3 separate regions of the Homo sapiens genome follow, and regions 1 and 2 are each linked to region 3. A link is a loop called in an ENCODE intact Hi-C map of the cell type or tissue named here. Cell type or tissue: Caco-2. All regions are shown on one strand. Links, peaks and the distances in the headings refer to the core of each region. The heading gives the core; the rest is flanking DNA.

Region 1 (7,217 bases), core at 1,232-6,231, 66 kb after region 3:
CTGGGTGCATGAAGGAAGTTTGCCAAAGAGTGCTGGCACCTTCACAGCAGATGGGGAAGGAGCCAAGTAGGGAGCGAGCACCCCCTTTACCTTAGCGTTTACCAAATTCAGCAGCTCTTTCCAGTTCTTACAAGTTATTTATTTAAGGTTTTGTGTTTTAACTTCTTTGAGCTTTAGTTACCCTTATCAATTGATTAAAAGTGGGATTGAGTTAGTATATAGTCTTACAGGTCTAAAAATTTTCATTCCTTTTTGTTGTATTTTTGGTGAGTTTTTTTCAAGATGAGAAACTCTTTATCAGGAAACATTTGTTTAAAGCCAGTTACATGATTATATATATTTTCTTAGCCTTGTATGTGTCACCCAGTTATGAGCTTCTTGAAAATAAGTTTCCACTTCTCCCCCGGTGCCTAAAATAAGGACTTGTACAAAGCGTGTGCTCATATTTTTTTCTTAACACCAGATTAGGAAGCAACAAATTTGTATAGATCATTTGACAGTATGTTCGGCCTGTTGTGTGGTTTGGGCAGATTTTTGGGTCTCTCTGGGACCATGGCTTACTCCTTTGGAGGATGCTAAAATCTCTTTATCTTGTCTCCTTCACATTATTGAGAACTGCAAGCAAACTCTTTTTAGCATAGTTAGGAATTCAGGAAATAAATTGATTTGTATTCTGTATTTCAAGATTCTCTACTTCCTTTTTTAAAAATTATTTTTGTTACCATTCTAATAGACATAGGAAGAATCGTGAGACAGCCAGTGAACTTTTGATGAGGTTGAAGGACAACAGGGATCTACAGAAATTCCTGCAAGATTGTCAAGAGGTATGTTACTCTTTAATCCCTCTATTCCTGTGTTCCAGTAATAGCAATTGCCAGCCAGCATTTAGCACAAGAGCCTTTTGAATTATAAAATTAATGAAACCAGAAATCCATAGCACCCATTTGACTCGCAGGCAGGGATACGTGGCACTTCATCAGTTCTCCAGCCTACAAGGTACAGCTTAATTAGATCATTATAATCTAGACTATTATATTAATAGTATAGTACTGCACTGTTCATTACAGTAGACACCAGCCACAATGTCTTTATGGTTGGTTGGCTATTTCATTTTAAATTAACTATAATTACATAAAACTAAGAGCGTGGTTCTTCCATCACTAGCTGTATTTTAAGTGCTCAGTAGCCAACTTTGACTAGTGGCTACCATGTTGGACAACACAGATATAGAACATTTCTGTCGTCAAAGGAAGTTGTATTGGATATTGATGTCCTAGAATATTGTGCAACCTAGAAGTATTTAGTGTCATGCTTTCACTCTTTAAAGCAATGTACATTTCAATGATATGGAAGGAAAGAACTAAAGGGAACTGAAACTGGCTACCAAGTAAGAAGCAGAGATTTTCAAAAGACAAATTAGTTTCTTATTCGCTTAAGACCTTCATCTATCCATCTTTCAGGCTGTTCCCATGTGTATCTAACATGCAAAGAGCAGTAATGCTGATTCCAAGCACCAAGTTTTAATGTGGCATTAATCTGATGATCATTGTACTATTTCATGCTCTTCTGATACATGCACAAACTTTGAAAACTAAAGTTGGCCAGAAAAAAGTAGTTTCTCTGCACGCTAGTTGGAGAATAGTATCTAGCTGATTTCACGTGTGAGTTCGTGAGCACACCATATTTCTCTGTCTGCCGGAGAATAACAGACTCAGCCCTCTCTGGTTTATTAAAATAAAAATCCTCAGGCAAAAATGGGGTGAGGAATATCCACAAAAAGCTGCAGGAACCTTGATGGGGCTAAGAGTATGGGGGTAGAATCAGGTCATACGCTGGGAATACAACTTCAATCATCACAGACACCCTGCATGCAAATGTGTGACTGTGCATTAAAAGAAATACGGCTCCAGTGACAGCTGCGTTAGATCACGTATGACAGAAGCAATCCTTTGCATCCGTTAAACTGCTGTCTTACTGTAAATCTTGTAATATGCTCTTGCAGCAAAACCTTAAGAAGGAAAGCCCCTAAACTATGAAGCTTAGGGTCTGTCAACTTTAAGCACCACATTGATGAATCTAGGTCTCTGGGGGATTTGCCCGGAGCCAGACAGGCTGAAGACAGGAGTGCCTCTTCTAAGTGACACGCAAGCATTAGTAACCCATTTGAGTAGGATACTCACTTACAGAGGCATTCATGTGCCAAGACAGGGCATAGAAGAGAGTAATGGGATCTAAAGTTAGCTATGTGGAGTTGCCTAGTGTGCTGCGGTAATACCAGTTGCCATTTTTCACTGGAGGGAGTAAAAGGGATGAAGAGGTGTTTGTAGCTTGGGCTGGGCCTTCCACAGATTGGTAGTCCCTGTTTCACCTTGAGAAACCATCTGTGACTCCCTGTAACCTCAGCCCATATTCCTGGGGGTAGGGGGTTCAATGGGATCCCACACTCCTGCTTTTAAAGGGCAAGTTAGTAAGATGAAATTCATTTACCTAACCATGGTAAAGCTCAGTTTAAATCTAAGAAAAAGAAGACCAGGGAGTGAGCAATGAGTGGCCAGGGGAACCCTTGAGAGAAACCTATTTGTATTTGAAATTTCCAGTCTCTTATTTTCCACTGACATATGTCGATTTCGTTAAGTAGACATGTATGGGAAAAGTAAGTAGATAAAGTTACGGTTCTTCCCGATAGAATCACAGGAAATGGTCAGTCTTAATAGGTCTTTAGATCTTTGTTTCCACTTGCTCTAAATGAGCATCCCTGGTTATGAGGAGTTCTCTCCTCCACACACACCTTGGCTGAGTTCCAGTGATTATGAGGCATGCCCAGGGGCTCTGTCTTCTGTGACTTCTCCTCAAAGGACACAGGAAAGTTTGGGTGGGGCTTTTTATGTCCAGGAGATGATTTGCAGATCTCTGTGTGACTGCTCTGCGAAATCATCCTGGTTTATCCTGTCTTCCCTTGTCCTGCCTGTCTCTCCTTGAGCCACATTAGAAGTTAGTACAGCCATAGTGTCTGTGGGAGGTGTCGGGTGTCCCACACCAGCATGTATAGTCTCTGCATGGTTGGTGGAATTTAGGTCAAGCTTGGGGGCTCTAAAACACTTGGTATAGTACTATAATCAAAAGGGTGATACAGTCATTGGCTATAAACTTTTCCATCATTCAGCCTTATTAAAATACACCCCTTTTAAGCCAGAATCTTTTGAGAATGGCGTTTGTGTGTGGACCAGCCCTACATTTGATAATCTACCTGTCATTCTGGTAGATATTTACAGAGCACTCAGAGGTCAAATTTAATACTATTACAGGATGTTGGTATTGTTCAAGGTATGGGGAATCCAGGGGTTTGTCTCTTTGTTCAGCTTCCTTCCTTGTTGGGTGCCTTGGTTAGAGAAGGTGTGGATTGTAAGATCCGCCCCTGTTACCACCCCCATAAACACCACCTAGATGAGGACAGCTATTGTACCAGCAATACAGTATGCTGGCATATACAGTATGCTGGAATGAGCAGGGACCCTCCTATTCCCAGTTACAGTGGAAAGATAGAGACCATCATCATCTTTGTAGTGGTTTTGTTTTGTTTTGTTTTGTTTGAGACAGAGTCTCACTCTGTTGCCCAGGCTGGAATACAGTGGTGGGATCTCAGCTCACTACAGCCCCCACCTCCCGGGTTCAAGCAAGTCTCCTACCTCAGCCTTCCAAGTAGCTGGGATTCCAGGCATGCGCCACCACACCCAGCTAGTTTTTGTATTTTTAGTAGAGACGAGGTTTCACCCTGTTGGACAGGCTGGTCTTGAACTCCTGGCCTCAAGTGACCCACCCGCCTTGGCCTCCCAAAGTGCTGGGATTACAGGTGTGGGCCACCACGCCTGGCCGGTAGTGTTATTTTAATGTGATATCCTGAAAAACGAATGAATGATTTTAAAGGTATTCCTTTTGTGTTGTATGTCCTCACATTACACCACCTATTCTCTGGAACTGATTTTTATTTTTCCAGGAAGGCAGTATATCTACATGTGTCTGGTACAGGGATGTGAGTTAGTCCTTTACTGTTAGCTTGATTCAACGATCAAAGCATTTTTTCCTTATCTTTTTCCAGTCTGCACAGTGTTCTTTTCTGCAGAGAATGAGTAAATTCTTAAATGACCTTTGTAAATGCCCACAAATAATAACTGTAGCTTTGGTTGCAGAGTGCTGATGAACTAGCAAGTTCCATAGATCCATTTCATTGTGCTGTATCGCATGATGCTTTATCTGTAGGATGATGTGTTCAGCAAAGAGCAGATTTGTTTATAAGCCTCTGATTTTTATGTAGCGCGCTCTCTCTCTCTCTCTTTTTAATCCCTCTTGGGTAAGTGGTTATGAATAGCGAAAATATGTGAATGTCCTTGGCACTTTGAATCAATAAATGCCTTCTGTTTTGTGTGTATGTACAGAATACTGGGAAAAATTTTGTCATTAAGTTTTACTTTAACTTCTTTTCCCCTAAGATTGAATAGCCATAGTCTTTCAGATTTTAGCTGCCCAGATAACTGGAACATAGATAATTTTTTCCAAGTAGGAAGTGCGTGCCTTTATTGTCTAATAGATCCATGGTCTTTGATGACAAAGGACTTTATGAGATTTGCTAGTTTTTCCCTCAACAAAGAGTGAAATCAAAAATCTCACTACCTTTTGCTTTTAACCCCCTCCCACCCCCGCCCCCTGCCCCATTCCCTGTGTGGTGAATAGCCTGAGAATAGGGACAGTGCCCAAGAGTTCACCCACTTTCAGAGCCAGAGGGCTCCTGTGACCCACGTCGCTCTCCTTGACATCATTTCCAAAAAACAAATCTCGGGGAGCCTTTCCTGGCAGCAGCCCACAGTGGGAGTGGAAGGGCCTTGGAAGTGTTAATTCTGTAAGTACTTCTACTGGTTTTATGTGTCACTTCTAGATCTTTGTTGGTAGAACCATGAAGGATTTAAGGTGCCAATTTGTTGTGACAATAACTGGTGTAAAAGTGGGCTTCTCACGGTCACTCAGGAGAAGGGACATGGTCCCTTCAGTTGGTTACTTCTGATTCCAGGCTGGCTCTGCATTCTTTTGTGTATCTTCAGCCTGGGCAAACAAAAAGCTCTTCCTAGGTTAGCAAAGCAAATGGGGCGGGAATCAGGACTCTGGCATGGCCCTTACAGGCAGGCAGTAATGAGCCAGGGCCGATTCGGGATGGAAGCCAGCAAAAGTGGGTCTGGGCCTGGCGTTTGGCTGACCCCGGTAAGAGAGCTCCTTTCTCAGGTCTGTCAGCGGCCAGCAGCCTTTGTGCGGCTCTCTAGAGTTCAGATCCAAGCAGACATGTTGGGTCTCAAAATCAAGTCCTGTGAAGTGTTCTTGGTGTGAATGAAAGGTTCTTTAGAGAACTAGAGGCTATAGAAAAAGAGGTGAAGGTGACTCAAACTTGAAGGAAACATTGAAAGGGCATGATTGTTGCCTTAGCCCTACAGTGAGCAAGTTATTTATGCCTTTTTGCATTCCCTTCGATGCACCCACAAAAAGGGGGAGGTAATAAATAAGTAGTTTTTTTTTTTTTTTTTTAATAAAAAGAACTAAGAGAGTAAGAAGGATTGCCAAATGGAGTAAAAGTCAATCATGATTAACATGGTATAGCTGACACAGGTATTTGGAAGAGAAAAAGAGTCATGTCTTGGAGTGGTTAGGGTAGAATTTTAAACACGGGCCTTTTGTGGGGAAAGCCAGTTATGAGTGCCAAACAGTTTGAAAACTGGCTTATAGAGCTTTTGTACTTCTGGAATGAATGTTAGATATAGTTTGGAGCAGAGCTCAGGTACAAGCTCCATCTAATGGACACCTGTCATGACGGGTCAGAGTTGTGAAGTTAAATATTTGGTTGTCTGTCACCATGGAAACGTGTGTAGTATGCATAATATGACATAAACACAACCCTTTCCAGGCGGAAAAAAGGCTGATGTCTAGGATCACAATCTCTGAATCCTTCTGATCTTTCTGTAGCTGTCTCTCTGGATCAATGAGAAGATGCTCACAGCCCAGGACATGTCTTACGATGAAGCCAGAAATCTGCACAGTAAATGGTTGAAGCATCAAGCATTTATGGCAGAACTTGCATCCAACAAAGAATGGCTTGACAAAATCGAGAAGGTGAGTTAAAACATTTGATGTGGCCATGGTGAGAAAACAAACAGGGTAGTAATAAACTCCTTTTTATTTAGCACATTTTCCAGCATATCTGATCTTATCTGTACATTTACGTAAGTTACACAGCCAGTAATAGCTCCCTTTGCACGTACGGGTTCCTGACTTCAACCCATCAAAAGGGAAAAAAGCAGAAACCCAACCAGTTAGTAGAAAATGCTTGATTTATCGTAGAACGAATACTAGGCATTTAGTTTCTGTTGTGCCTCTCATCTGCTGTTGCTGATGGACTGTGAGCTCTCATGCAGGGATTCCACTGTCTTGATCATATTATTTGTGTTGTACTGTGACAGATTGCACATAATTTTAAATATATACATATTTTTTAAAATTGCTTTTTCCTATGAGACTACTGTATACCAGGCGCTATAATAATTACTATGATGTGTTATTCTTGCACAGAGAGATTCTGGGCAGCATAACTGAAGATGAATATGGAGTCCCCCCCTTCCCCCCGACTTCTCTCCTTTTAGACTTTTTATAGTGTTTCAGATTCTTCACGGTTAAAATAATGTGTTGGCAGGGCACGGTGGCTCATGCCTGTAATCCCAGCACTTTGGGAGGCCAAGGCAGATGGATCACTGGAGGCCAGGAGTTTCAGACCAGCTTGGCCAACATGGTGAAACCCCATCTCTATGAAGCATACAAAAATAGCCAGGCCTGGTGGTATGTGCCTGTAATCGCAGCTATTGGGGAGGCTGAGGCACGAGCCCAGGAGGCAGAGGTTGCAGTGAGCTGAGATCACGCCACTGTACTTCAGCCTGGGTGATAGAACGAGACTCTGTCTCAATATAATAACAATAATAATAATAATAATAATAATAATAATGTGTTGTATATCATCTTTGGTCATGGAATGGAGGAGATAAAGTCACGTTATTAGCATTCAGTATTCCGTTGCCCCAGTTGAGACTATTTCAGCATGTAACATTTATTGCTTAATTCCCATGAAACCCTTGTAATGTACACAACCTAGGGGTCGTTGTTGATTTTATTGAGCAGTAACTTCATGT
Region 2 (7,217 bases), core at 1,332-6,331, 95 kb after region 3:
CTGTGGCCAGCCACCAGCTTCCCTGTGGTTAACAGTACATCTGAGCATTGAAGGATAAGGAGCTTTTGCTTTTATAACCAGGCACTTACTGTTCCCTAAGACTTAAAGAGAGCTAGTCACATTTCACAGTTTAAGGGAGGCTTTGAAAAATAGTTTCCCCATCTTTTCAGCTTATCCCGACCCAGGAGATGCTATTCTTTGCTCATGAATTATCTGGAGATGGGTCAAGTGAGTCATCCTGGAGCTGGATGGAGACAAACAGGAAATGTTTGGGTGGGGCCTGGGACCCTGTCCTCCCCTGACTCTCCCAGCAGATGCTCCAGCTGTCTCAGAACCATCTAGTTCCAAATGTCTCTACCCTGTAGGATACATGTATCTCCCTACAGAGTGGAGCTAAGCTCAGAATTTCTCCTCACACTTGGAAGTAGGCAGAAAAATTATTTTATCTTGTAAAAAGTGGTTAGAATGCTTGTTTACTGATTTGTGCTGTTGCTTTGGGATCTGAAAAGCTTTGGTCTTCCATTTATTTGTATGTTTCATGCCAGTTGGACTAGGCCCAGGGCTCCAGAGGAGAGAGTGTCAGATGGTTTGATTTATTAAGCTCTGCTGCTGCGCAGTGCAGGCAGGCTCTTTGGGTCCTGGAACACTTTACATTTTGTAGGACAATGCACCGGCAGCCTGGCTCCTTGGCTGCTTTCCCCTTTGTACTCCCTTCATGCAGCTTCAGAGAGCTGGGATATTAGCGAACGGCCCCTACCCTGTGTTACACAACAGTACCCTCGTCCTCTCCGCAGCCACAGAGTGAACCTGTGACCCTTCCAAGCCTGGGGACCTCCCAGTGTCACACTAATAGGGCTTCTTAATTCTGAGACATACAGTAGAAGAAAAGTTGAAGGACATTTTCTGTTTGCCTATTCTGAAACTCTGGAACATGTGAATGTAGGGGATACAAGCTCAGTAGCAGAATTTCAAAAGGGCTCATTGTGTTCAAAAGCTTTCTCCTGAACTCAGTTTAGACCAGTAAGTGATCAGGCATCCACAAGTGATTTTTGCCACAATAAACCCAAATGTTATGTTTGGGGCTTTTTAAAATCCTTCCATTGGATTGAAGCACAGGCTCCCTGTGTGTATCATTGGCGCGATTATATGGCTTCTTGATCTCCAGGGGTCTGTTGCTGGGCCTGGGCGGGTCCCCAGGCTTGGTGGTGACATATGTAGGTTGACGCTTCTGTTGTGACTCCTGTGGTCTACTTCTGTCCTGCATGGGATATGGGAGTTGGGGGATTTTTATTTCTCTGTAATTAAGTGGTGACTAACTTTCTTCCTTGAAATTACAGACTAAATGATGGCAATGAGTACCTCTTCCAAGCCAAAGACGATGTAAGTTTCTAAATGTTATTTCTCTCCACTACTTAGGAGTTTGCAAGTGTTTGTGTGATGATGGGCTTTATTCAGAAAGTTCTTCATGTAAATGATGATCAGTGATGGTTTCTATCACTGGGCTCCAGTCACCAGCACTAGAAGGTGTTTGGTTCTGTCTCTAGAAGGCAGTGAATATGATCTCACTGTCCCTTTGCCGAGGCAGGATCCCTTAAAGTCGATGGAATCTTTGCCTGTCCCCTCCCAGGGATGAGGCATAGTGAGGTGGTCCCAGGACTGGTTGTGGATCATGATGGGACCCCCGCTGCACCCTTCGCCAGCAGCCAGCTGTTTAATGGGTGTGTACCTCACCTCAAGGAAAGAGAGAGTCCATTGATGGAAAAACAACACCTGTAATGCTTTAAATGTGAAAAAGCACCTTCTAGGGTGGGATCTGACCACCTCACAGATTGAGACTGGTCTTCCAGCTGTTACAAGTTTGTAGGGCCACATACTAGGGTGATGAGTAGAACTGAATTCTCATGAGAAGCTGAACCAGGTTCCCTCTCCTGTACTGATAAGGCAGAGGTGCATTTGGGGACAGTGCCCAGAAGTGACTCTGCTTACCCCTCAGTTGGCCAGATGCGCCATTCCCAAGCCTTGGAGCCAGAACCCCTCATGCCTACTCTTAGTTGAGTCTCACCTGTGTCCCTTCCTCTGTCCAGGAGGAAATGAACACATGGATCCAGGCTATCTCTTCCGCCATCTCCTCTGATAAACACGAGGTGTCTGCCAGCACCCAGAGCACGCCAGCATCCAGCCGCGCGCAGACCCTCCCCACCAGCGTCGTCACCATCACCAGCGAGTCCAGTCCCGGCAAGCGGGAAAAGGACAAAGAGAAAGACAAAGAGAAGCGGTTCAGCCTTTTTGGCAAAAAGAAATGAACTCCTTTCCTTCACCTCCTGCCCTTCTCTTACCTTTTCAGTGAAATTCCAGCATGCAAGCTCAGAACCAACACATTACTCTCTGTGCCTAATGTTCCTCAATGTGGTTGATTTTTTTTTTTTTTTAATTTATAGAGCATTTCGGGGGGGGTGGGGGAAACACACCTAAACACTTTATCTCCAAGTTACAAAAGTTTGAGGTGCAGAGGGAAGGCCAGATTTTTTTTTTAATGAAATTATATAGATTAGATCTCAGTATTTAAACTGTTCCTCAATTTTGTGAGGCTGTGTTGGAAATAACCCGCCTCTAGTGCTGTTGGTATGCAAGGCAGCGGTGCTTAATCAATATTTCCTGTGCTCACCAGAGGCAAAATGTACCAATATCCTGACACCATTCTCTCTCCATTTACTTCTGGTGGTTACCCTGACTCTTGACTCTTAGAAGTGCCCGAGATGGGGCTAACCTTTATTAAACAGATCGCATATTATGATCTTGCTGCAGCCACAGTGCAGCTCCACATTAACTCTACAGACCAAACCATTTGTATCTGGCATCACTTACTAACACACGACATGCGGCTTTTCTGCATCAACTGCTATGACGGTTAAGAATGTCAGTATACAAGAAGGAATAGAAAACTGATACTGTTTTAAATAATCTGTAATTTCAATTTTTTTTTTTTGCTGAAATACATTATATTGTACGTTTGAGATAATTCTAGTACAAAGTATAATAAAACTAGATGTATAATAAACCCTTTAAATCATTGGTAAGTGTACAAGTGGTGGAACTGAAGCATTTACTGGACAAAGTAATGTTACTCTAATGGTTACTTGCTCGTGCGTTGCCACACTGTGTTATAATTTGCTTCATTTCCTTGCTATTTGATACATAGTGTGCATTTCTCTGTCACTGTAACTATTGTAATGACAAATTTTCATCTTACTGCACAATCAAAATGACATTGATAGGAATGAACTCCAGAGGCTGGGCCTGAACAGGGAGGTGGTCGCTCAGGCCTGGTGCTCAGTCGTACGACCTGTACCTCTCAACTTTTGCCCTATCTGTTAAATATATGCTATGTCATTAAATGCTTTTAAATCTAGCACGGTGACTAGTTGTTGTTCTTCCTCTGCTGCGTGTGCATGCCCAGTAGGGAAACTGCAAAGGGAGAAATGACAAACAAGAAACATTTTACAACCAGTCTGGGCTCACTTTTGCATTTTTTATGCATGTCTGGTGCACAAGCTTTGAAAACTACAGCAAACAGTAATAAATGTGACTGTTTTGTAGTTATACATTCAGGCTTTATCTTTTATTTATGAAAAAGTTACCAGAGCACTTGTGAAACCTGAACTCTGAGATAGGGGTTGGCAAATTTGTTCTGTAAAGGGACAGAGATAGTAAATATTTTAGGCTTTGTAGGCCGTAACTGTCTCTGTTGCTCAATTCTGCTGTTGCGTAATACAAAGGCAGCCATTGACGGTATGTGAATGCCTGGGCATGGCTGTGTTCCAGTAAAACTATTTAAGGACATAAATTTGAATTTCATATAACTTTGACATGCCATACAATATTTTGATTTTCTTAATGATTTCAAAATGTAAAGTCTATTTTATACAGATCAGACCAAAAAGAAGAAAAAAAAAAAACAGGCAAGAGGTTAGGTTTGGCCCATGGGCCATAGTTTGCTGACTTCAGCATAGAGTCGTGGGTTATTTACAAGTGACATACTTTTCCTGGGTTATCTGGGTATGTTGACTCCATGCCACTTGCATAAAGCAGCAATGGATATTAGTATTATGGATGTCCAGTAAGTTATTCCACAAAGACCATGCCTAAGGTGGCATCAGCCCTGGGCTCCACAGCTGCGTGGCATCAAAGCTTTCTCTTAACTCTCTTACCTCTAGGCAAACTGAGACCTCACCATCCTCTCCCCTGCTTCCCACGACAGTCCTTTGCCCTTGCCATGCTCAGGGTTGGAATCAAGTTGTTCTATTCTCAACAGACCAAAATGTTTAGTTAAGGCAAAGTATCTTGGAAACAATTGTGATTAATTACAGTCTTGTACTCTTGACAAAGCTGTGCAGATGGCAATAAGTTCATACCAGCAATCCTGGAGTCCCATAATAAATACGTACATGTGGAACATCGTGCACATAATTTCAACAGTTCGCAGATCTGTAGTTATGAAGCCAGGGTTTGGTGGTATTTGCTCTCTCTTGGTGCATTTGATAAGGATCCACTGAGGCCTGAATGTGGAAGATGATGGGCAGCGAGAGGAGCGTCAGAAGACCCCAGTCAAGACGTGTTCGCCATCAGAGGTTACAGGCCGCACAGCCTGATGAGCTTCAAGCCTGGCAGGGTAAATAGTTTTTGGGTTTTTTGTTTTTTTTTTATTCTTCCACTATCATGTTTTTTGAGGATTTTGCATATTTCTTGTTGCCATAATGCTGTGCTATTTTACCCTGATTTTCAGTGATACAATATGGGTGACAATACTGGCCCCTCCATAAATCTGAAGAGTAAGAAGTAGTGAAAATAAGGCTTAGGATATGAAATGGCGTTGTCACTTGAATCAAGGCCACTTTTTGTCCTACTTGAGCATCTCAAGTTGGGATGCATCTTCTGATGGCACTTCCGGAACTGGCTGTGGTTTTTTTGGGTGTACCGAGAGTGCCAGTGACTGTGCTTCTTACAATTCCTGGCATCTTGAGTAGGTGAAACACTGTATCAGACTGGGTGATGGGCACATTGTCATTTCACCAAGTTCCTGGAACTGTTAGAATTGCTTGTGTATGGGGATCCTATGTTAGTTCCCCTGGATACATTGTTTTATCAGTCGGAATTCTTAAATAAAGACATACTTCCCTTCATGTAGTGGTGCAGTCCATGTAGAAAAGGCAGGATCAATGCTGGAGTCTTTCCCATTATTTGCATTACTTTCCTATAATCAGCGTTATTTATGAGTTGGTTCCTATCCTCTAAAGATGAACAATTTTTTAAATATTATGAATTTATGGGCTTAAATATATTTGAGTTTTCTGGTGAAATCCTCGTTTTTTGGTGAATATGTTTTATAATTTTGAATTGACCTTTCTAAACATGGTCCATAACACAAAAACATATTTTAACAAAGAAGAAAAAAGACTTCTTTCCATCAAAGCTCAATAGAGATTTCTGTCTATTGAAGATCATGGTGAAATATTTCATTTTCCACTAGAATAGTTTAAAATTATTCATTTGCTTTATTCCATGTTATAAAAACTCAGAATAGCAATACTAATACTACCACCACCAATAACTGAGAACAGTTTTTTTTTTTTTTTAACTCTTTATTTTGCAATACTTGTATACTGACATGCAGTTGTAAGAAATAATACAGTGCTGTTTACGCAGTTTCCCCCAGTGGTAGCTTGCAACACTATATAGTATAGTATCACATACAGAATATTGACATTCAGTCAAGATACAGAACATTCCTGCCACCACAAGGGTACCTCCTGTTGCCCTTTTATAACCACACCCACTTCCCACCTCCACTCCCTCCCCAACCTCTGGCAGTCACCAGTCTGTTCTTTATTGCTGGAAACCTGTCGTTTTCTTCCCCTAACAAATATTTATTGAGCACCTACAATGTGCTGAGTTTTGGGGATCCACTGAAATTTCTTATCTCAAGAATGTTGTATAAAAGGAATAATGTAGGATGTAACCTTTCAGGATTGACTTTTTTCTCTGACGTAATTCTCTGAAGATTTATCCAAGTAATATTGTGTATATCAATAGTGCATTCCTTTGTGTTGCTGAATAATATTCTGTGGTATGGATGTACCACAGTTTTTTAGCCATTCACTTACGGACATCTGGGTTGTTTCCAGTTTGGGCTATTGGGAGTAGAACTATATTAAACATTTATGTTTGGGGTTTCCTATGAACATAAATCTTCATTAATCTGGGATAAAGAAATACCCAGGAGTGCTGAGAAGAATTTTGAAAAACACTTATTCTACATGGTCTTTCCATTCTCCCCTTCAGCCCCATTTTTAGGTAGTTTCACCTCATCTGCAGTGTCTGAGCAAGTAACTCTTACTCTCTGCCTCTGAGCCCTCATTCAGTCTTCTACAAATCTTCATATATTTAACCAGCCTTATGTCATTGTCTCCCATTTTGGCTGAAGCTCGTTCCCTTGGTATGCAGGGTGTGTGTGTGTGTGTGTGTGTGTGTGTCTTTCTTGAACCCGCCTCCCAGTTCTCTGGATCAAGTACTTGAAGTGCTCTTTTTTACTTTTCAGAACTGAATAAAGATTTCCCTCGGGGAGAAATAAACGTGAGCTTCAAAGTTTTTCAAGGTTTAGACCCAACTTAAAGAACACAGGCCACCCTAGAAAAACGAGTTTTTCAACTTGTAGAAGGAAAATTCAACTGGCCTGCCTGTGAGAAAGAATGTTATATCCTATTTGAGCTTTGAATGTTTTTTTGTTTTTTGTGGGGTGTGTGTGTGTGTGTGTGTGTGTGTGTGTGTGAAAGGTCAGCCTTAAAAGCAGCATTTCAGAAAACAGAAGTGAAAGGTCCTGCTTGTTCCCTTTCATGTAAATAGGGATCACGATGTGTGAGTAGCTGACGCTTCTCTTCCATGCGGTTCAGGGCATTTTCACTCAAGTTTTGAAGAAGCTTCACCAATCCCTCATACTCGTGAACTGGGCTGATTTGGGAGAGTGATAGTGGGTGATAGAATTACTGAGTAGAATTCAAGTTTTTCCAAGGTAATGCCTCATTTTGACTCTTCTGTGCAGGGGAGCTTGGAAGACCTGCTTCCTCAGGGATGCCCGGGTTTTCTACGGCCCCTGGCGTTAATTGCCTGACCTGTGTTTTCAGTGTTCCTTTCAACCTGGTGTAACTTATCAGGGTTGGTTT
Region 3 (7,217 bases), core at 1,184-6,183:
AACTGCCAAGCAGATGAAATCCTGGCTGTGGGAAGTCTGCGGTGAAGAGTGGTGGGGGTGGTCAGGAGAGCAGTGGAAGGGAAGTGGCTCAGAACATTGTAGTGGTGGTTTGGCGTGCCTGTCAAGGGCTGTGGGACGTTTTCTCTCTCATTTCAGAAACAAGGGTGGTGGGAAACACATGGGCCGTGGATTTGCATAAACCAACAGTCAAATCCTAGCTCTACCAGTGACTTCACTGAGCCTCATTTTCTTCAGGGGGAAAGAATAAATAGCCCTTGGGGTGATTGTAAAGCCTAATTAGGTATGTTATAATTGTATTAAGAGGATGACGAGTTCACCGTTTGCCAGGGAGTTTTCCGGTTTTAGTGCCAAACATTCCACATCCGGGGAATCTTCCTCAGTCCCAGGCACACTGGGTGGTGAGTCCCCCAGTTATATATGAAGATACCTATTACTGTTCCCTAATTGTATGTACACACACACACACACACACACACACACATACACACACACACACACACACACACATATCTATAAATAAAGGGCTTCTGGAAGCTGGCTGCCTATTACTGTGTACCTGATACTCAGTGGGTATTTGTGAACTCCCAGGAGGATAGTGTGTTAGTGTGTTTGCGTGTATCTCTGTATTCCTTCTTAGGGATGGCATACAAATAAATGTTTCATGAATAAAGGGATGAATGAGTAGGTAAAGTAATATAAGCAGTAATGCATATGTTTTAAAGTGATTTAGCTGGTTTTCCTTCCAGGGGCCTCTTCCCTGAGAAAAGAGCCACTTAATAAATGATGTCTTGAATGAAAGAATACATCATGAAAATAATTTTGTCCATGATGTGGCTAAACTAAAACTCCAGGAAGGGCTTAGGCTGGGCCTATCTACTTTTTTTGATAAAATGAAGTTTAATATGACCCTAGTGACAACCTCCCCTCATCCCCTTAAAGCTCAAATTTAGGGAACTCTTGTGGTTGGACTCTCACATACTCCCTAGGACTCTGCTGGGTGCTGGGGAATTTACTAAACTTTGGTGAGGAGAAGAGGAGAGGAGAGGGAAGCCACGGTACTAAGGTACTTAGGGAGACAGAAACAGTTCCCCTAGAAATTAGACATCACATTGTCTTTTTCCCCCCTTTCTTTTGAATGAGATGGGGCAAGAATATTTGGACCAGGATAAAGTTTTAAGATGCATTTACACTAATGTAATCAGGTTACATAGCAAAAAAATGTTAAAAATGTACCCTGGGAAATTGAAATCTATCCATTCTTCTAGGTGTGGCAGCTTATTCAGATTTTTATGTTGTGTGACCATAAAACGAACACAGCTTTTCTAACCGCGAGTGTCTTTGTTTACAGAGATAACAGTGTGAGTAATGCTTTGCTAGAAGCCAGGCAGTTAAATCACACTCTGAGCAAATAGAGGCTGGGCTTCAGAAACTTAGATAGCACACGAATGTGCAAACTTGGTCTTTTAAACTGAAGACATATCTGAAAGAAAACTGCTTTTGGCCCATGAACTACTTTCCCAGCCCTTTGTGCCTCCCAATCTCTGCCCCCCTTTACAAAAAATCTTTGTTTTTCCTCTACAAATATACATATATGATTTCAATTTGGAGGTGGGATGTTATTTTTTTCACTTGAAACACAAGGAAGCAATTTTTAAAAGTCATACTCGTTCAGCAGTGGGCTTGACTGTAGCCAGTTTGACTAGGAGTTCTTGGCTACAGAACCATACACTTGCAGTCTTTATCAGGGTAGTAAATTCAGATGGGTTTTTGGAAAGGGAGAGGGCTGGAGTTGAGGGAAGGGCACTAGAGCAGTGTGACCCACGGCCCAGGAGCAGTGTGAGTGGGAAGGGGCTCTAGAAGCTGACTGCCTTTGTGTTTGCCACAGCGTGCTGGGAATCAGATGAGAAGGCGGGCCCAGACCCCACCAGATACTCATCTCAGCCATTGTTGTCATTAAATGACTCTGAAATGACCTTTCTTACCTCAGTTTCCTGTGAGCTCATAGTTGTCTGCAGATGTGAATTATGTCATTGATCTTTGCTCCCTCTTTGCTTATAAGGAGTAGCTGTTCTGCTCCATGTTTCTGGAAGAGGAAAGTGATGCACAGGTCACTTAGTAAAGCGGTCCCCAGCCTTTTTGGCACCAGGGACTGGTTTTGTAGAAGACAATTTTTCCACAGATAGGGTGGAGGAAATGGGGAGTTGGTTTCGTGATGAAACTCTTCCACCTCAGATCATCAGGCATTAGATTCTTATTAAGGAGTGGTAACCTAGATCCTTTGCATGCACAGTTCATGATAGGGTTTGGCTCCTGTGAGAATGCTGCTGCTGATCTGACAGGAGGCAGAGCTCAGGCAGTAATGCTTCCCATCCACCACTCACCTCCTGCTGTGTGGCCGGTTCCTAATAGGTCACGGGCCAGGACCAATACCGGTCTGTGACCTGGGGGTTGGGGACCCCTGACTCGGTGATTCAGCAGTTGATTTGGGATCCTCTGTCTTTGTTCCTCCTCCCTCAGCGGGAATTCACAGTGTAACTCATTTGCTAAGGTTTTCTGCGTTAGAAACAGAACTCCTTTTGGACTACTAGGAGACATGGTCATTAGAATAATTATGATTCTTAGTATGACTCAACCCCTTTTTAATATTCAGCCTTATGGAGGGCCTCTGCCTGCGGCTCTTTGCTCAGGCACTAGGGCCACAGGGGTGTAATTTCTATCTCTGCCCTCAGGAAGCTCACAAACAAGTCAAGAGACAGGAAAACGGATCCTGTTTTTCTAATGGGATTTGAATGGATGTATTTATGGGAGGGGGGTGCTTTGTACACCTGCAAAACAGAACACCAGCCCTCCCTTCTCCTCTGGGGTTGCTGTGAGAATCAGTTAGAATAATGTGCATGAACCCCGTATGGAAAATACAAACTCATAATTAAATCTAAGAAATTTTTGTGGGGGGACACAAATGTTGGGGTTGTCTTTGTTCTCAGGTCCCCTCAACTGGTCTAATGAAGGAAACAGACACCTTTCCAGTAACAATAGCCAACATTTATTGGACACTTATGTACCAGACTGTGCTATTTATGACATACATTATCTAATTTCACAATCAGAAGAATGCTAGAGATAGGGTCAGGCGTTATCTCTGTTTACAGATGAGGAAAGCAAGGCTTGGAGAGAATGCCATACAGTTATTAGTGTGGCGGAGCCGGCCTTTGCACCTGGCTGTTGACCACGCCCTAGCATTAAACCATTACCTCACACTGCTTCTCCGAGATAGTTATCTTCTTGGGATCATTTAGGTGTGGCAGGATCTGGAGGGAGCAGTTGGACCCAAGTCTCCTAGCAGCAGCCTACACGTTTCTTGAGTCTGTTTTGAAACAACTTCCTTAGCCCTAGCTGCGCAGAAAGCATCCTCCCCTCAGAGTGATGATTTTTATCATGTGGTTTCCTTCCTCCTGCCTTTGGAGGTCAGGTCTTCTCACCCAGGGTCAGAAAGCCCATCAGTTGCTGATAAGCTGCAGCACTTGAGTCACAGGGTGCAGGCCTGTGTTTAGAATGGGTCATGCTCATGTCAGGCACGTGGGGAATCAGTGATCCCATGAGAGCTCGATCAGTGCAGTCTGGTTTGGAATTGCAGGTCACACCCTTCCACCACTTTGCTCATGTGTCTACTGATGCCTGTGATGTAGTTAGTTAAACCACTGACTTCTTTCTCCTGCATCAAACATGACTTTTTGAAAAAGTGTGTGGGGGCTTTCCAGCATGAACCAGGCATAAACCAGGTACCTTCATGAACATATTATTTATCCCTTCAGTCACCCTGTGTGCTAGGTGGTATCATAACTGCTTTGTGGATTGAGGAACCTGAGGACCAGAAAGATGACTTGAGGTGGCAGCCTCATTTAGCCAGCAAGTAAGAAAATGGGTGATGGTGAACTTCTGCAGCAAGAGGGGGCCGTTTTCAACATTTCTGTGAATTCAAGGCGTGTGCTTCGTCTAAATAGGTGGAGACACGTAGGAAGGCATAGTGTATACATCCATCAGCACATGGGTAGATTTTGAGGTTTTTTTTGTTTTGTTTTAAATCCAGAGCGTTGTGTATTTGATCATTCTTGGAGATTCAGCCACATTCACAGGTGTTAAGTGTCACACCTAACCTAGCAATACAATACACAGCTGAAAGAAACCAGTCAGGTTTTCCCAATATCAATTTCTTTTTATTTTCTTTTCTGCAACTCCAGAGGATTCAATAATGTCAATTTCTGATAAAGCTTTTGCTATTGATGAGTAAATTCTTCCATTAAAAAGATAACAGTCTGCTAATTTGCTTATCATTGATGTTGCAAGAGCGTAACATTGGAGGGATGAGTAATGCATCTGCATATCTCGAAGGACAAAACTGACGTCCACCCACTTGTGGATACGGTATTTGGTAAAAGTAACTAAGGTAAAATTGCCTAAGGGCATTTAACTTGAGCCATAGCTTAAATTCAGGTGATATTGAGCGTTGACATATCAGGATTCTTTTGTACACAGAGACGTGGATGTAGACCCACTGGTAGCAATTGCAAAGGCTCTGGATTTTTAGCTGCTGGATGAAATACCTGCAGCTGAACATCTGTTATGATGCAATTAAGCAGTGACTCAGTGGCGTGAAGGCTCAGTTTCGATGTATCGGGAACTCCTTTGAATCTGTCCACAAACTTCTCAACCAAAAGGAGAGGAGAAATGTGTACAGACATTTGAGAGGCTGGGTCTCAACATGCCTCTGCCTAGGCAGTCATGGGAACCTGGTCTTTTCTCCTGAGACAGGAATTAACCTGTAGTACGAGAAACATGGTTGGATGAGTGGTTAAAGCAGGGCCCAGACTTTGGTACAGTTTAGGTTATGGTAGCAGGGATAGGGAGAGAGGTGGATGATGGTAATGGTCTGTGTTTTTTTCCTTTTGTCACTCAGATCCAGCTTTTTTTTTTTTTTTTTGAGAGACAGTCTGGCTGTGTCTCCCAGGCTGGAGTGCAATGGTGCGATCTCGGCTCACTGCAACCTCTGCCTCCTGGGTTCAAGCGTTTCTCCTGCCTCAGCCTCCCCAGTAGCTGGGATTACGGGTGCCTGCCACCACTCCCGGCTAATGTTTGTATTTTAGTAGAGACAGGGTTTTACCATGTTGGCCAGGCTAGTCTTAAACTCCTAACCTCAGGTGATCCACCCACCTCGGCCTCCCAAAGTGTTGGGATTACAGGTGTGAGCCACCGCGCCCGGCCTTCAGCTCTTCTTTCTGCTATTGCTTTGGCCTAATTAATAACTTAAAGCTGGAACGTTGATGTCAGGTATGTGTAGGTCCAGGAAAACAGCTGTTGGCTCTGTTACTTCAATTTTTTTTTTACTCTATACTTTGAAGAAGTAGTACTTTCTAGAACTTGTACTCAAAACTCAACTGACAAATCCTGGAAGGCCGTTGCTTATACGCTCTAGTTGATGCGCCACAGCTGCCTGGCTGTGAGAATGGAGTAGCATGTACCTCTTAATTAGCCAAGAATAAGTGCCGTGGAAGAAGGCAGGATGACTTTTTAGAACCCATTTTTAGCTTGAAGATCACTGAGGGAGCCATCAAATCCATCCACCTGTTCAATCAATATTCAGCCAGCAAGTGGGTGTCAAGGTGAGCAGCTTACAGTGCTGAGCACACTGGAAACACAGGTGTGTAAGGGACAGCCACGGTCTCAAATTACATTCTGAAAGGGAATACTAGGTAAGTGATCCCAAACATGCAAATATCATTCCTTGGTCCTGGGATGTGGGGGAAGCATTTTGGAGGAATTGACATTGATTGCAAGTTTTTAAATATGACCTGGATTAGATTATGAGATGATGGGTGCTTGGGGGTAGGGGTGTACAGAGGGAGTCATGAAACCATGGAGGATGTTGGGGAATGGCTAGAATTCTACTTGGGACATCATGCAAGTTTTTTTTCCCCTTCCATTTCATTTGTTAATGCTTATTATTAGTTGGGGGTTTTGCCTCCTTTTTGTTAGCCAACAGCCAGCTAATCTTGGCACAGGTCCCGGGAATCAGGTGCTGCTTAGCAGCTGATGTTGGTTAAATGACCTTGGACAAGTGACTTGCATTTCAGTTCTCTAACCTGTTAGGGTTGTAGATTGTCTGATACAGATTTGAAGGCCCCTGCAAATAAATGCATGGCCGTTTACTCTGGTCACTTTCATTTTACCGAATGTGCTCCCCCAAGGCTCTTCTGGGTAGATGCCCACTGCCAAAACATTAAGCATTTTTGGCTTCTCATGCTTTGAGCTCACAAAATCAGTCCTGTGGGAAACCTAACAAGCTACAAAGGAGAGGGAAAGCAAAAGAAAAGGTATATGGATTCTCATGCAAAGAGAGAAGGAAAGTAGGTCCCTACCTAAAGTCTAGCCCTGTATTGGTGGTGGTACTGATAATGGTAATAGCCACCAAAACTTCTTGATACTCCCCTTGTGCAGGCATTGTCCTAAGTACTTTGCAGTATTGATTCATATGCTCCTCATAGCGTCCTTGTGTGATGTGTTATTTCCATTTTGAAGATGAGGAAACTGAGGCACAAAGGAAGCTGTGCCCAAGGACACTTAACTAGTAAATGGAGCCAGGATTCCAACCCACGCAGTGCGCTTTGGGACTCAATTTTTAACCATCTTGCTGTGCTGCCTGTTGAGCATTTTTCACCTGGTGCTTTTGTAGATCCCACATTAGGATTTTGTTAGGACCCTGGGCAACCTTGATTTAGTGAAAGCAGTTGTTGAGAGGTAGAAATTCCTGATCCTTTTTTCAATCTTAAAGGATTTGCTGAGACTCTCACTCTTCATTGGTGATGGTAACAAGGAGCAGCATGGTGAATGCCATGTAAAATTCAAGCCTTGCCTTATCTTGGAGGACTTTATTCCCTTTTCTTTGATGGTACTTTGGAGATTCCAGACTATAAAGGACTCAGCTGACAGTACAGACTCTCTTGATCTGTATTTTCCCAGTATATGAAATTATTTGTAATGTACCCGTGAGAACCTGGAATAAACTGTACTGGCACTGAAGTAGAATCTTGGATTTAAAAGTACAGTGTTCACTGCTGCATCGTTGAGCATTTGCTACACAGAGAATAACCTTGGAGCAATGTTCAAAGGTGATGGCATTACCCAGAAACATGGAGTTAGGC

What was found. Peaks named below come from ENCODE experiments on the same cell type or tissue, not always from the same donor. Only the 100,000 strongest peaks of a DNase experiment are listed, where the experiment ranks them.
Region 1: a loop joins it to region 3, with 3 times the contacts of the local background. A loop is called at or near these places in 15 of 110 quality-filtered maps.
Region 2: it touches region 3 in a loop (5-fold over the local background); 4 of 110 quality-filtered maps call a loop at or near these places.

What each region holds. Positions count from the first base shown.
Region 1 is chr2:54,636,980-54,644,196 of GRCh38, forward strand. It overlaps SPTBN1 (spectrin beta, non-erythrocytic 1), which reads left to right. Exons shown (of 36, transcript NM_003128.3): 18 at 734-824; 19 at 6,004-6,150. Among named protein-coding and RNA genes, the nearest start is that of SPTBN1-AS2, 39 kb to the right of the region's middle. In Caco-2, for the core only: no CTCF peak of the experiment used is centred there; no DNase peak of the experiment used is centred there.
Region 2 is chr2:54,666,267-54,673,483 of GRCh38, forward strand. It overlaps SPTBN1 (spectrin beta, non-erythrocytic 1), which reads left to right. Exons shown (of 36, transcript NM_003128.3): 35 at 1,338-1,380; 36 at 2,085-5,180. The coding sequence ends at 2,303. The region is part of intron 1 of SPTBN1-AS2 (SPTBN1 antisense RNA 2); the gene reads right to left. Among named protein-coding and RNA genes, the nearest start is that of SPTBN1-AS2, 10 kb to the right of the region's middle. In Caco-2, for the core only: no CTCF peak of the experiment used is centred there; DNase peaks (open chromatin) are centred at 3,425 and 3,765.
Region 3 is chr2:54,571,074-54,578,290 of GRCh38, forward strand. The region is part of intron 2 of SPTBN1 (spectrin beta, non-erythrocytic 1); the gene reads left to right. Among named protein-coding and RNA genes, the nearest start is that of SPTBN1-AS1, 16 kb to the left of the region's middle. RefSeq lists silencers at 3,425-3,584, 3,655-3,714. In Caco-2, for the core only: no CTCF peak of the experiment used is centred there; DNase peaks (open chromatin) are centred at 1,408, 1,886, 3,278 and 3,558.